Linked DNA regions of Mus musculus: region 1 is linked to region 2. Evidence: chromatin contacts called from ENCODE Hi-C or POLR2A ChIA-PET data. All regions are on one chromosome and are shown on one strand. Each heading gives the region's core, a stretch centred on a gene start or an enhancer-like site at or near the end of the contact. The rest is flanking DNA. Distances are from core to core; before and after follow the strand shown. Region 1 holds the start of Edem1 (ER degradation enhancer, mannosidase alpha-like 1). Region 2 holds the start of Arl8b (ADP-ribosylation factor-like 8B).

Region 1 (2,768 bases), core at 174-2,673, 46 kb before region 2:
GGGTGTCCATGTAGAATGCCAAGACAACAAACAACCTAATAACTCCACTCCCATCTAAGGAGAGGGAAACACGACAGTCACCAACCAGCCTGACTTGGTCTGTGGCAACGCACACCCTTCAGGGAGGAGGAACTTGGCTGGGTGTCCTGCTGTCTTGGACTTTGAAGTCCACTCGAGTAACCCCGGAACTCCACCTTCCCATACGTGGCTAGTGGGCTGCGAGGACTAGTTGACCTTCTGACAGCACCATCACCCCACTGGTGTTTACGATGGTACCAAGCAATGACGGTGTCAGTCAACTCTGCGCCTAAGAAATCATCCTTCAAGTATCCAGATCGCCAATCTGGGCCAGGCAACTACCATTCCTGCCAATAAGCTCCCCTCAGTCTAGGCTGCGGCCCCTGGAAAGGAGAAACACTTAACGCCTCATCCCAATCCGGGCGTCCAACTCACTAGATGGCCCCTTTCTAGGAACCCGCTCCTTAACCTTATTAAAGCTTTGGGTGTGGCATTCTGATCAGGAGTGGGGAGGCTTCGTTTTGAAGCGGAGTTTTCCAAAGGAAACCTATATAACCAGCACTTAGATATGTGTCTATCTGGAGCAAGGGATACTGTGATTGTCCCTTCCGGTCTCTGGGACTCAGTTTCCCCATTTGCAACAGAAAATGACAAGGACAGCTGTCCTGAAGTTTGGAGGGTCAGGGAGAATCAAGGGGATGGCAGTCCACTGGGGTAAGGAGAGGAGGAACCTCGGACTACTGCGGACCTTAAAGACCCTGGTGTGTTCTCAGGGACCCGGAGGGGCGGAAGGCAGCGCGCGGGCTACTCACGGGTCTCCGCGGTCAGGCCCCCGGCCGCGGCAGTAGATGGGGTTGAGCTCGTCCTGCGGAAAGGCGTGCGCCATGTAGTTGTCATAGCCGAAGACGAACATGCCCCGCGCCAGGTCGCGCATCTGGGCACGCAGCTGCGGCGGGAAGGCGCCGCTGTAGCGCCGCTCGTACTCGTCCGGGCCGCAGCCACCGCCGCCCAGGGCATAGCCCCAGTGCGCCGGGCCGCACACGCCCGGTCCCGGCGTCGGTCCCGGCTCTGGCGGGGTCTCAAGCCGCCCCTCCGTTCCGCGCCTTGGCCGATGAAGCCAGGCCGGGCCTCCGGGCGGACCAACTGGCCCCGAGCCGTCGGGGTCCCTCAAGCGCTGGAAGCCGAAGCTGAGCGGAAACCGCTGGTAGAAGCCCATGCTGGGCCCCAGCCCGAAGACCAACCAGAGCACCGCGTGGAGGCCGAGGCGCAGCAGCACCAGCCCCAGGACAAGCGCTCGCCATTGCATGGTCGCGCGTCCGCCGCGGGCATTATTTTGAAGCGCCGGGCGCGTCCCCAGCCGACCGCCTCCCCGCGCGTCCGCCGGGAGCCCGCTCACTTCCCCTTTAAGGAACTCCCTCGTGACGCACCAGGAACTGGTCCATTGTCCCCCGCCCCGCGGACGGGACCGGCCCGCCTGGCCCCGCGTTCGCCCGCCGGCCGCCGGGGATTGGCCTCCACCGGCCCGGCCTCGAGGGGCGCGGCCGGGGACTCCCTCCGGCTCTATAGGCCGCCCGGACTGCAAGGCCCCGCCCTGCCACTGGGCCACGCCCCCTGGGCGGTTCCGAGTCTGGTCTAGCTGGCGTGGCGAGCCTAGGTCGCTCTGGCTTTTGGGGAAAGAACTTCCAGCCAATAGGAGCGCGGCACGGGAGCTCCGGGAGCCGGACACAGACATGGCCTCTGACCCGCCCTAGCCCGGGTAAATGGTGTCCCTGAACAGAAGATGGATGGGAGAAAGCCCGTCCAGGTATGGAGTAGTAGGTGTGAGAAAGGTAAGGGCCAGGGCCTTTAGGCAAAGGAAGTACTTACGAATATCTAGGAAAGGTTTTTAACTTGGTGGGAGTGGGACTCCCTGGTCCAGACCGCACGAAATGTCCAGATTTTTTGTTTTGTTATTGGAACGCCTTAACTTGGAAAAAAAAAATTCATAATACTTCTAAAATACTCCAAGATCACATCCAATCCCAACAAGGCGGGAGGGGGAACTAACACCAGATCATTTTCATCAGAACCATTTAAACATCTTTTCCTGACAGTCCTATCATCTCATCGCAGTGCTAGGCAGAGGCGACCTTGGAAATGTAGGGCAGATTGGGGGTTTAATCCCATCCAAGTGCTAATTCCTATAATTAAGGTTACTGATTTCGTTTTTTAAGGGCTGTGGCTTTCAACACTTGGAGCGCCTGTAAAAGTTTTGCCTTTCCTAAGATTATACCCTGTGTCTATCAAACTTGCAAAACATAAAAATAAAAAAGTAAAAAAAAAAAAAAAAAATAGGGGAAGTAACGAAATCAGTAATGCCTGTCACCAACCTGAAGGCAATGACAGGGAGGACTTAGGTAAATCCTGGACCATTCTCCTTCCATTTTGGGGTCAGAATTGTCCCTGCAATGTGATAGGGTACAACAGAGCAGCCAGCAACAATTTAAGTTCTTTGGGTTGGGAGAGCTTATTTTGTGAGATACAAAGGCCTGAGCAGTATACAAAAAAAAAGGGGGGAGGGGGAAGAAGTTACTGGACTGGATAAACTTGTATAAGACCAACTGATTCCAGTCCTTGACACGGAACTACTAGTTTCTGCCTCCCTGAAGCTAACACAAACTGAAAATGGACATTAAAGCTATGCTTTGTTTCCTCCATAAGCTACTTCTGTGCAAATTTTAGCTGAAATGTAGCTTGCACTCTGGTCAGCT
Region 2 (3,003 bases), core at 96-2,595:
CTGTTGCTCTATTACTACAGGGACTGAGTCACACGTTACCTAGGTTTTCCCAGGGCAGTGTGTAGCCAAACCAGTCGGGCAGCTCAGCTGTCTCCTGTGTGAGGATTGCAACAATCCTCTTGAAGGTCTAGGAACTGCCGCCACTTCTCATCAGAACAATTGTAAAGCTCAACCCTCTAAGTACAGCCCTAAAACTGTGCAATGACTCCTTGGCTCCAAAGACTGACATTCACGCCCATTCCTTTCCCAACCAATCAAAGACGCAAAACTCAACGACCACTCTCCCACCGAATTCACATTATATTTACTAGGCAACTTCCCTGAGCCTCCATAAGCTACGTCCCAATCCAAACAAATTCCTTCTGCAAGAGGGAAGAAAAAAAAAAATCTCTCTAAAGACCAAAGCCTGCAAACTTTATGTTGAATGCAGATCCATCTATCTACCCGTTTAACACAATCAGCTGTGGAGAAACCGAGACTCGCCTCGCCCTTGCTCCCTGTCTTAGAAAATACTGGGATCTGAATGGTCTCTCCAACAGCTTCCCCCAGTAAGCTAGGTCATCAGTTTGCTCTCCGACGCTCCATGGACAAGTGACAAAGACCAAGCGAACTGGAGGCGCCGAGGCTCCCCCTGGCATTCACAGAAGCGCCCACACGGGTTGCCTGCTTTCACAATGCGACTCCATCGTCCCAAGTGGAGACTTAGGAGAGGCGTCCCCTTCGCAGGCGTTCTGGAAAAGGCCAGGCTCACCCGTCCGGGTGAACAAGTGACAGGTTGGAATTAACCCTTCAGCCTCTACGGCCCGAAAGGCAGCAAGTGTGGCAGACTCGGATTAACCCTTTCCAGGCCGTGTTAAAGGCACAGCCCCCACCACCACCACCAAAACGCAACGTGGAATTGACCCTCCTGCTGCCGACCCTCCGGCTACAACTCCGAGGCCCACACACGCAGGATCGCCCGGCCCGGCCTTCGGGGAGGTGACAGGCGCGAGACGCCGGCCAGGCCGCCCGCAGAGGGCTGCTCACCGCGATGACATTGACGAAGGTGGTCTTGCCGGAGTACTGCAGCCCCACGAGCGTCAGTTCCATCTCCTCCTTCCAGAAGAGCGAACGGAACCAGTCCAGCAGGCGGGAGATGAGCGCCAGCATGGCGGCGGCCGGCTGCGAGCGTGGACGGGCGCGGACGACAGCGGACACTCTTTCCCACGAGCGGGTATCGGCCCCGAACCCGCCAACGGCTCTTCGGCGGGGCCCCTGGCGCGACGCGGGCAGACAGAGGCTGGCGGCAGCGACGGCCGGAGCCAGGAAGCCCAGCGGGTCATATGACTCGCCCTACCCCCCCCACGCCTGGCCCAGCGCAGGCGCGGAAGCGCACGGAAAGAGCGGCGCGGTCCCGTAGACTCCCAGCGCCCTCCGGCGACATCGCCACCTGATGGTGAATCCCACGACACACCCTTCCCTCGCCTTGGTGCCAATTCACTTGTCACATGCCTTTCCTCTTTTCTTTTCTTTCTTTCTTTTTTTTTTTCCCCCCAAATTATGGGTCTCCCAGCAAACGCATGTCAACAATTTCAGTACTTGAGAGGTGGAGGCAGGAGGATCAAGAGTTCAATAAACACAGAAGGTGGGGTTACAGAAATGACTCGGTGGTTAAAAGTGCTTGAGGCTCTTTCAGAAGACCCAAGTTCAGGACCCAGCACCCACACCTGGCAGCCCTCATCAGCCTGTAACTTCAACTCTGGGGGATCCAGATCTAGGGCTTTCTGACCTTGTACATTCTGCAAACATATGCGCATACTCCCACAACGAAACACATAAATAATAATAATCTTTAAAAAAAAACAAAGAGTTGGTCCTCGTTCACTTTTTGATTGAATTTTCCTATAATTGTTCATTGGCAATGTACCCTGAAGGAAAAAGTTAATACTCGGAGGAATTGAACACGGAATAAAAAAAAAAAAAAATCAGAATCTGGGATGGGGATGTAACCCAGTGGTAGAATGCTTGCCTGGCCTGTATGGAGCACTCTGGGTCTAACTAGGGCTCAAGGGAGGATGGGGCAGAGGCAGTGATCCGAATGTAAAGTGAATAAATAAATGAATTAATTAATAGGGAAAATTTCTTTCCCAGCATGTGAAAGACACAGGGTTTGTTTCTAACACAGCAAAACATTAGTGACAGCAAAATCCCTGCCCTCCTGCGGGTTACAGTCCAGTGTGGAGAACAGAACATATACAGCAAACAAACGAGAAAATGCCACGTGGTACTTAACACTATAAAGAAGAGGAACAGAGAAGAAGCTGGAGCCGGCCTGCTTGTCTTTAAGTCAGGTGGTCCTGAGTGGAAAGGCTTGAGGGAAGTGAGAAGGAGAAGCAGGCTGACGTTTGGTAGAAGCACATTCCAGGAAAAGACCCTGAATGGGGAAGGACAGTGAAGTGGTTTGGACTTTGAAGGATGGTGTGCCTGGGGCGAGGGGGAAATGATGGAATTATATTTTAACTGAAAATATATTTTTAAAAAGGAACTCCAGCTGGCTGCCCCAACTTCCCCAGTTGATTTCTGCTTCATATTTGTAAATCTCTAACTTAATGGATGCTTTCTTTGTTAGCTCTCTCCATCAGCTACTCTAGTCATCTCTGCTGGATGTTGTGACCTTGCAGTTTGATGGAGTGGGGCTACCAGTCTACTACTTGCTATTTATCCTTTTACTTTCACTTGCTGTACACTTAAGAAGTTCATTTAAAACCAAAAGTGTAGCTATTGTAGGTTATTCTCTGGACAGTACCCAACACTGGCAAAGATCGGTGGAAGCCTGGAGTAGGGAGAGGTGGAAGAGAATTCAGGGACCAGAGGGAGTGGGATATGGTGGCACGAGTTTGGACTTGATTATACAAGATGGGAAGACAGAAGGTAGCCTGAAGACTTAATTGTTTTTACTGTGTGTGTGACTTGCCTGCACATGTGTCTTCGCACCACATGCATGTGGTACCTGAGAAAAGCAGA

What was found. A loop is a pair of places that touch in the nucleus more often than their neighbours do. ChIA-PET counts read pairs that join two places held with the same protein, here RNA polymerase II (POLR2A).
Region 1: a loop to region 2 is called in a map of gastrocnemius, with 8 times the contacts of the local background. The contact joins the promoter of Edem1 here to the promoter of Arl8b in region 2. A Hi-C loop is called at or near these places in 17 of 37 maps with a recorded cell type or tissue (CH12.LX, T-helper 17 cell, T-helper 2 cell and 5 more). POLR2A ChIA-PET finds 5 or more read pairs at or near these places in 4 of 5 experiments (Patski and embryonic stem cell).

What each region holds. Positions count from the first base shown.
Region 1 is chr6:108,827,296-108,830,063 of GRCm38, reverse strand. Edem1 (ER degradation enhancer, mannosidase alpha-like 1) reads right to left here and starts at 1,423. Exons shown (of 12, transcript NM_138677.2): 1 at 831-1,423. The coding sequence starts at 1,324. It overlaps Gm35417 (a long non-coding RNA gene), which reads left to right and starts at 1,788. Exons shown (of 2, transcript XR_377956.4): 1 at 1,788-1,847.
Region 2 is chr6:108,781,401-108,784,403 of GRCm38, reverse strand. Arl8b (ADP-ribosylation factor-like 8B) reads right to left here and starts at 1,345. Exons shown (of 7, transcript NM_026011.3): 1 at 1,027-1,345. The coding sequence starts at 1,149.